2 separate regions of the Homo sapiens genome follow, and region 1 is linked to region 2. The links are chromatin contacts, found by Hi-C or POLR2A ChIA-PET in ENCODE. All regions are on one chromosome and are shown on one strand. Each heading gives the region's core, a stretch centred on a gene start or an enhancer-like site at or near the end of the contact. The rest is flanking DNA. Distances are from core to core; before and after follow the strand shown.

What was found. A loop is a pair of places that touch in the nucleus more often than their neighbours do. ChIA-PET counts read pairs that join two places held with the same protein, here RNA polymerase II (POLR2A). Pooled maps may share reads with other maps.
Region 1: a pooled map shows a loop between it and region 2 (2.5-fold over the local background). The contact joins the promoter of LINC02168 here to the promoter of LINC02178 in region 2. A Hi-C loop is called at or near these places in 1 of 168 maps with a recorded cell type or tissue (ovary), 1 of 37 single-sample maps with no recorded cell type and 4 of 50 pooled maps. POLR2A ChIA-PET finds 5 or more read pairs at or near these places in 1 of 52 experiments (OCI-LY7).

What each region holds. Positions count from the first base shown.
Region 1 is chr16:50,803,842-50,808,538 of GRCh38, reverse strand. It overlaps LINC02168 (long intergenic non-protein coding RNA 2168), which reads right to left and starts at 1,867. Exons shown (of 2, transcript NR_146573.1): 1 at 1,732-1,867; 2 at 910-1,121.
Region 2 is chr16:50,392,776-50,397,453 of GRCh38, reverse strand. It overlaps LINC02178 (long intergenic non-protein coding RNA 2178), which reads left to right and starts at 2,321. Exons shown (of 2, transcript NR_146572.1): 1 at 2,321-2,519. RefSeq lists enhancers at 1-526, 1,147-1,276.

The DNA of each region.
Region 1 (4,697 bases), core at 618-3,117, 410 kb before region 2:
AGTGTGAATTTTTGCTCATGTCCTTAAAAAAATTACATTCCAGAAGAATCATTAATGACTGCACATGGTTAATGGTTATGGTATAGTCTAGCTGTACCATAATTTATTACAGTCCTGCACATTTAACTTTTTCAGGTTTGGCCAGCATTATAAACAGTGCTGCTCGGAGTCTGATGGCTAATCTTGGGCACATCTGCGATCATGATTGCCTTAGAAAAATTTCCCAGCAACAGAATTGCTGGGGATGAGGTATGCACAATATGAAGGCTTTTGAAAACCAAGCACTCGTGTATCGGGCACCTACATGGCTCACAATTTGTGCAAAATGGGTTAGGGGTAGCAGGCAGAGAAAGAACCAAAGCAAGAGAAATCAGCATTCTGAGGGGGGGGGTCTCTGCACACACCAGACCCAGACACCATGGAAGTGCCACATGGGGAAGGGGCTTCCAAAGCACTGAGCCACCCTGAACGTCAGAGCTGGAAGGGACAGCACAGACTCTAATACAATTCTCTGTATTAGGAATGGGAAAACTGAGGCTCAGAGAGGTGCCACCCAGGAAGGGGGTGACCTCAGTACTGGAATCTTTCCAACATGGCTGTGTGCTTTGCTTGAAGTGAGCCCTGCTCTGGGAGAAGGGCCCGAGGTGGCAGGCCGAGCCTTGATATGAAAGTATAAACCATTTTCCCCCACCTCCCAAGCAGAGGTGGATGGGAGGGGGTGAGGAATGCTGAGGAGGCCTCCAGCCGGCCTCACACAGGTAACAGCAGCAGTAGTGACCCATTTGAGCCCCCATGGTGTGCCAGATGCTGGTCCCAGGACTTTGGGTCTGTTATCACTGAAACCACACACAAAATGAGCGACAGGGGCACTGTGGTTTTGTCAGAGATGCTTGCTCTCATTTGCACAGAAAGGAGTTCATGCAAGTCTTTTTATTATTATTACATGTCACCGCAACAGGGTATTGCAGTGGGGGAAAGAGACTGGACTCAACTCCCCACTTATGCAAGTCTTAATCCAAGTGGAATCTCTTCTCTGGATTTCTAGAGTGGCAGGTGAGGGGGCGGGAAGCCTCTTCTCCATAATGGCAGTGGTTCTCACACTTCAGCGTGTGCCCGATTCTCTTGGTGGGAAAAGGGGGAAGTGTTCAAAATGCACATTCCAGGGCCCTACCCTGAGAGCTTGATGCTGTAGATTTTGCACAGGGCCTCCAAGACCAAATTCTCTTTTTTAGAGACAGAGTCTTGCTCTGTCGCCCAGGGTGAAGTGCAGTGGTGTGATCATAGCTCACTACAGCCTCCAACTCCTGGGCTCAAGTGATCCTCAAGCCTCAGCCTCCCAAGTAGCTAGGACTACAGAAGTGCATCATTACACCTGTCTAATTTTTATTGTTATTATTGTATTTTTGTAGAGACAAGGTCTTGCTGTGTTGCCCAGGCTGGTCTTAAAGTCCTGGCCTCAAGCCCTGCCCGCCTCAGCCTCTCAAAGCGCTGGAATTACAGGTGAGAGCCACCACGCCCAGCCGGAGCCTGCATTCTTAAATGTCCCTGGATGACTACGACGCAGGTTGGTCCAAAGACCCCTCTCTGGGAAGCACTGAAGACAGTGTGGTTGATTTTCACATTGGGATCCTGACAAAGTAACCTGTACTAAAGTTAACACAGTAGATATGAGGCTTACACTGAGAAAGGGTCGCAAATAAAGGGAGGTGACATCAGAATCCTATTACGTACCGACATTCCCCCCATAAAGCCACAGATTTGTAATTCATTCATTCCTTTGCAGATTCCGGGACCTCACAACCGACCTTACGGCATTCGCCCAGTAGATGGCGCTAGCTCATTTTAAACCCCGTTTGTAGACGGTGCCTGAAAGCTCAAGACAGAGGGAGCAGCAGATGCAGAGAAAGGGCAAGACAGAGCCCATTATGAGAGAGGACAGCCACAAACAGAAATGGTCAACACTAAGCAGCTGTCCCGAAATGACGCAGAGGAAACTTAAACCCTCTTAGGGTGTAGTGTGTAATCTGGTGTGTTGGCCCGACTGCCACATTGGCTTTCAAAATCCCTGCTGCCTCCCAAGCCTGGGTTCTGGCTGCGGCTCGGAGTTTGGGAGCTTAGATCTAGGACAGCGCCATAACCAGTAATGACCACAAGATGGCGCTGCTGCACTCAGGGACAAGATGCCTGAGAAAAATCTCAATCTCATAAAACCATCTAAAGGATAAAGAGTGTGGCTTAAAATAGGATCGTGGAGGGAGATGAGAGGCAGAAAGAGAACTGCTGATTAGACTTGCACCCTGTCTCTCAAGTTCATGTTTACGATATTAGTACTAATGCTGCTGCTGCTGCCACTGGTGGCTGCTGTTTACTCAGGGGCTACGGAGTGCCAGGCACTGTGATAAGCACTTTCCGTGCATGGTTTCATTCAAAGTTCATCAAAGCCCTAGCAGGGGAGTCCTACGATGTCTCCACTTCTGAGAGGAAGCATTATTTGGGGAACTAGAGACTGAGACGTCTTGTGCTTTCTCAAAAGAAATGGGGACAGTAATCTAATTCTGAGCACACTGACAATAGACAGTGGGGCTTCCACGAATAAAAGGCTGAAACAGCCTGGACAACATAGCGAGAGCCCCCTCTCTACAAAAATGTAAAAAGCCAGCTGGGCATGGTGGTGTGCACCTGCAGTCCCAACTACTGAGGAGGCTGAGGCGGGAGGTTTGTGCCAGGCACTGATCAAGGTGGTAAGGAAAGACAATTAAAGGGACTAGGGGAGGTCCTGAGGAGCCCACGATAAGCCATGCAGCCAGGGGATCAGTGCTGTGGAGAAAATGAAGCGCACAGGAGTCTATATGTGCCTGTAGGTGTGTTTGAGATGATGGCAGAAGTAAACTGGAGCTGGCATCCATGGCTCACAAGAGCCCATTATTAAATTTTCAGGAATTTTGCGAGTCAGTTCTTGGATGGATCTATTATTGAATTATTAAGCTAACAAAGTATATAAACTTACAAATTATATAAACTTAAAATGAAATTATACTTAAAATAAAGGTAACAAATACTCGCAACTCATTACTTCCTAATTATTTTATATTTTACCATTTTCTGTGCCAAAGGTAAGCAAACTGTTTCTGGGAAGGGCCATTTAATGACTGCGTGAGCCATAAGGGTTCAGTCAAAACTATTTGACTCAGCCATTGTAGCACAAAAGCATTGATAATATAGACTGAGCATCTCTAATCTGAAAAATCTTAAATGCTCCCTAATCCAAATATCTGAAATGCTCCAAAATCCAAAACTTCTTGAGCACCAACATGACACTCAAAGGAAATGCTCATTGGGGCATTTTGGATTTTGGATTTCTGGGTTAGGGCTGCTCATCTGGTACTGCAAATATTCCCAAATCCAAAAACATCTGAAACCTGAAACACTTCTGGTCTCAAACATTTCAGATAAGGGATATTCAACCTGTACTTAGATAAATGGTCATGACTGTGTTCCAATCAAATGTGATTCACAAAATCAGGTGCTGAGCTGGTTTGGTTCACGGGCTGCTGTTTGCCACCGTGGTTTTATGTCTATCGTATCTGTATGGCGGAAATGCTATGTACTTGTGTTAATCCTACTATATAAGTCTTCCCTAGTTCCTTGAAAGGTGTCATTTTGGTAGCTTGCAATTGGCCGTGGTGGGGGTATTTATACCACCAAATCAGCAGAGGCTACAAACAGGGTTGCCCCTCAGCCCCCAAGAGCTGGTTGTTAAACATTCCAGCACACCCCTGGCTAATGTGGTCTGTGAAGGCCTCTTCAGGGAGGTGACCTCTGAACAGAAACCTGAAACCACACTTAGTCCTTCCAACCTGCAGAGGCCCATCCCACCCCCAATGGGCGACCTACAGGGCACAGTTCAGAAATACATCGGAACAAAACAGTCTGAAGTTTACAGAGATGGCCGGACCCAACAAAACGCACATTTGTTTAAAACACAGTATATTCCAGTGTCATCACCCCACCACGCACTAACCCAGGAGCAGCCTCGCCTCCCTGGAGCCAATAAGAAGGCACAGCGAAGAAGCCACTCATCATGGCCTGAGGCCTGACTGCATTTACTACAGGCTGCTGAGTCTTGCCTGCCACCAAATAGAACCTGCAAGGCAAGGCCTGAGGGGTCGCTTCCAAAGTCTGCTAAAGTTGGGGAGGACTGGAGGAGAGGGACTCAGGGAGGCATCCGTGGTACAGTCAACTTCCTCACCAACTCTTCAAACCCCAGTGTAACTTCAAACTACTTAGTTTGGAAAAGGCCATATTAGGTGTTTAAACAGATTTGTGTGTTAGTTGTAAGGTGATTTCATACACGGAATTTAAAGGTTTTCATTAACTCCTAGTAAAGTGGTACAGTCAAAAGAGTGGACGCAACTTGCAAATTTCAGTCGCGCTTTTGTAATAAGGGTCAGTCTGCTGGGAGAATTACACTATTCTTATAATATCCATTTCAGTCTTCACTCCCCTAATTACTCTCATTAGACCTCAGAATCTACCTCCTCTCCAATAAATCCACACTCCAAGCAGTCTACTGAAGCTGGCAGCCCACAGAGACCTGACTGCCCACAGTTCAGTGCAAAGACAGGCTTGAAAGCTTGCCCCAAAACAGTCCCTCCCCAAGATTTCTCCTGCCTTCTTTCTTCCCTAATCAACTTGGT
Region 2 (4,678 bases), core at 1,072-3,571:
ACTTGAACCAGTATGAGAACCCAGATCCAACTGACATCAGAGCCCATGACTCACCCACCACCCCCTGGGGCTTCTCTTCCCTTAGCCACTGGCCAGTCCTCCTGCCTGAATGCTCCCTGAATCACCTCCACCTGGTAATCTCTGATTCATCTTTCAAGCAACTAAGTAATTTGCCCAAGAGCACGAAGACAGAGTATAGCAGAGGCAGGGTGTAAACTCTGCTCCTCAGCCTGCTCAATCCTCAACTCACCTTACCAGTCGGTTATGAGGAAGAAAGTTTCTAGTTCCTTTAACTTCCCAGAGAACTCTGCGCAAAGCAGAAAGAAAAACATTGCTGAACATTGCCACAATGCTGATTGATGAATAGTCGGCCTGATGGTTAATATTGAGTGTCAACTCGATCAGATTGAAGGATGAAAAGTTTTGTTCCTGGGTGTGTCTGTGAGGGTGTTGCCAAAGGAGATTAACATTTGAGTCAGTGGATTGGGAGAGGCAGACCCACCCTCAATCTGGGTGGGTCTAATCAGCTGCCAGTGTGGCTAGAATAAAATCAAGCAGAAGAATGTGGAAATGCTAGACTGGCTGAGTCTTCCGGCCATCTTTCTCCCGTGCTGGGTGCTTCCTGCCCTCAAACATTGGACTCCAAGTTCTTCAGCTTTTGGACTCTTGGATTTACACCAGTGGTTCGCCAGGGGCTCTAGGGCCTTCAGCCACAGACTGAAGGCTGCCCTGTCGGCTTCCCTATTTTTGAGGTTTTGGGACTTGGACTGGCTTCCTTGCTCCTCAGCTTGCAGATAGCCTACTGTGGGACTTCACCTTGTGATCGTGTGAGTCAATACTCCTTAATAAACTCCCTTTCATATATACATCTATCCTATTAGTTCTGTCCTTCTAGGGAACCCTGACTAATACAGTCGGTAAACCATGGGCCTCAGAGCCAGTGTCTGGTCCTGCTCTATGCCTAGGCTCCACTGAGTGAAGCCAACTCTGGCCCAGGATGGGTTCTGCTAGTTGGCCGAGTCCTCAACAAAATGTCTTGGAATGCACTTCTTTCTCCTGACGGTGGAGAAATGGCCAGCCACCTTTGGTTCATGCCGATATTTCAGATTCTGCACTTCCCCACAAAAATGGCTTCTTCTCCCATAAGCCCAGTCCCTGCTAGCTGTATCACCAACCTCTCAGGTACTCAGGACCTGCCCACTGCTTCCTTTTTTGCTCCTCCCTTTCCTCTGAGAGCACGCAGGCCCACACAGAGCTAGTCAGTTGCTTACTTGCTGCTGCAGCTGCATACGCTCAGGACTCTTGTGTGCAGGTTATAGAAAACTCAATTCAATTTCATAGTCCCAGGTACCTGAAATGGCTAGGGTGTGTCTGATTCAGGGGCTCCAATCATGGCCTCAGGACTTGGTCTCACTTCTCTATCTCTGACTCTGTTTTTGCCTGTGTGACTTCATTCTGCCACTTTGGGCCCTAGAAGGTCCAGATTCACTTCCTGCCGGAAGTGTCCCTTTAGAGACAAGATCTCACTCTGTAGCCCAGGCTGGAGTGCAATGGCACGATCACGGCTTACTGTAGCATTGGAGTCCTGGGCTCAAGCAATCCTCCCACCTCAGCCTGCTGTGTATCTGGGACTACAGATACTAATTTTTTATCTGTAGTGCCAGACTACAGATAAAACTGTAGTCTAACTAATTTTTTTATTTTTCTTTTCTAGAGACAGGGTCTGGCTATGTTACTCAGGCTGGTTTCAAACTTCTGGCCTCAAGCAATCCTCCCGCCTCGGCCTTCAAAAGTGTTGGGACTATAGGCCCAGCCTCACCTCCCCATTTTAACAATCTACTACACAGCTCTGAATCTTTCAACTTCCACCAAAAAAAAACAAAACAAAACACTTGCATGGTTCCCTATTGTCTAGGCCACAAAATCCAAGATCCTAGACCTGAAACTCAAAACCTCCATGCTCTGACTCTCCTGTAGTCCATGCTCTGACTCCAGCATAATTCTCCAGCCTCATCACCTTCAGCTTTCCATCACTCATTTGCCTGACAATTCAGCCAATCAAGACTAGCTGCTGTTCTTTCAATACACCTTACATTTCCTCTACTTTAAGCCTTTCCCTCATGCTGTGCCCTTCTTCTGGAATGCTCACCAACTCCCACCTCCACTTCTCCAAGTCCCTGAAATCAAGCCCAGCTGGATGGCTACTACTCCAAGGAAGGCTCATTTCTGCTGAATGCACACCAGCTCCAATCCTCCAAGGCAAATACTCCTGCCCCTTCACCACCTGGTCCTCAGCCCTTTTCTCATGGTGCAGTTCATCTATGAAAGAGACTGAGCCCCTATGAGTGAGGGTGATGTCAACACAACAGCAGGCACCCTTGGTAACCAAGTCAGCTTCCATATTGATCAGGACTCTTTTGATTGCAAGAAACCAAACTCGGATCTTTATAAAAGCAAAGGTAATTGACTCAGTCAGAAGCACATACAGCACGAGAGTTGTAGGCATGGCTACACTTAAGGTAGGTAATTAAGGTATCACATTTCTCTCTCTCTCTCTCTCTCTTTCTCTCTCTCCCCCCACCACCCCCACTCCATGTCTTATTTCTGCCTTTTTTGACATAATGGCCTCATTTTCTTCTACTGTTGATAGCTTCCTTCATGTAGCTGGAGAAGGTGGGCTTCTAGTGACTCCAGCTTACAACACCCTTAGAACTGGGGATCTCAGAGGATGGAAAGCTGTCTTCGCTAACACTAGGGCAGCAAAATTCTGGGGAGAACTCTGGCTGCCTTGTGTCACATGATTGTCCCTGAGCCAATCACTGTGGCCCAAGGAATACAGTTCTCTGACTGGTCAGATCTGTGCAGCACATGCATGGCAGGCTCAGCCCCACCCTCAGAACTACACGGACTGGGCACCCCTGGGAAAGAAGGGTCTGTTGCCAGAAGACAAGAAAAAAAGGAGAAGGAAGGGGAGGGGAGGGGAGGGGAAAGAAGGGAAGGGAAGGGAAAGGAAGGGGAGAGAGAGAGAGAGAGAAAGAAAGAGAGAAAAGGGGAAAGAAAGAAAGAAGAAAGAAAAGAAAAGAAAGAAAGAAAGAAAAACAAAAATGAATGAATGAAGGAAAGCAAGGAAGAGATTTACCCCAGTACCCTCCCAACACCCAAGCATGAGCTCTGATCCATACAGTGGATTATCAACTTAGCTGTTGCTGATAATGATGCCTGAAAAGATACATATTGAAATAACAGCAGTTATTCTTATTACTCACATCTGTTGAGCAACAGTATAACAGGCACGATTCTAAGTACTTTACATGTATTAACTCATTTATTCCTCATGACAATCCCCCGAGGTAAATACAATTATTAGTCCCATTTTACAGATGAGAAAAGTGAGGTACAAACAGGGAAGACACTTGCCCAGAGTCTCCTCCTGGTTACAAAGTTGAGGAGGTGGGATTCAAACCCTAGGTGTCCAGTCCCACAGCCTGTGCCCTCCCCGCTGCCCAATACTGTCTGCCTGGTGGTGTCTGGTATAATCTGGACATGCAGAGGAGCAGGAGAAGCCTGTTCCGCACTTTGTTACAGCCACTGATCTTCCCAAATTCTCCTTCATAAAAGCAGCCCAGAGGCCTGGCAAGCAGCTTCTGCCAGGCTCTGCCATTTGCCCCAAGGAAGGAGGATCGATATGACAGCCCAGCCCTCGCTACCTCACCACCCCCTCCCCTCCAGTGAGCCACCGTGGGGGTCTTCACCTGGCAACCCTCCGCCAAAGCTCCTGGCTCAGTCACAGGTGCAGCAGTGGCATAGAGCGTCAGAGCATGGGGGCCACAGAGGCCCCAGTGCCAGGAATAGAAACCAGAGCCCCAGGCCAGCACACCACTGGGGAGGGGCAGGAGGGGAGAGACAGACAGACAGAGAACATCAGAGACACACAGGAAGAGAGCAAAGGCAGAAAGCGTGAAGACACACAGACGGGGCCCCCTCCTCATGTGCCCTCCCACAGCACTCGCCATCAGCATATGTAACTCTCTCCTCTCTGGGGCTGGGGGTAAGAGGGGGACAAGGAGGACCCTTTTAGAACCAGCAAATAAAAGTTGGGCAGCAATTTGGGCATACATTTCTTTAGTTTCTATTCTCCTCAAGTCTCCTAAGCAGGGAAAGAGGCTCCGGGGCAAAGTGAGGGAGGACAGATGCCCATGGGGCAGGGTATGGGGGTCAGGGTTAGGCCCATATTATTACTATCATTATTATTAATATGAAAAGGAAGGAAGAAAGGAAGGAAGGAAGGAAGGAAGAAAAGAAGGAAGGGAGGGAGGGAGGGAGGGAAAATAAAGAAAAGAGAGCGAGAGAGAGATTAAGAAGGAAGGAGGGAAGGAAGGAAGGAAAGAAAGAAAGAAGGAAAGAAAGAAAGAAAGAAAGAAAGAAAGAAAGAAAGAAAGAAAGAAAGAAAAGAAAAAAAGAAAAGAGAGAGAAAGAAGAATAAAAGAAGTAAAAAAGAAAAGAAAAGGAAGGAAGGATCCATAATGCCTTCCACTTGACCTCACCCCAAATGATGGTCCTGATGCTCAGAAAGCCCCAGAATCCCCCTGATCTCTTGGCCAAAGCTCCAAAGGCCAAAGCCTGCAGCCACTGAGCCCTGCAAAGTAGAAATGAGAGGTCCGGGGGACAGTGAAAGGTC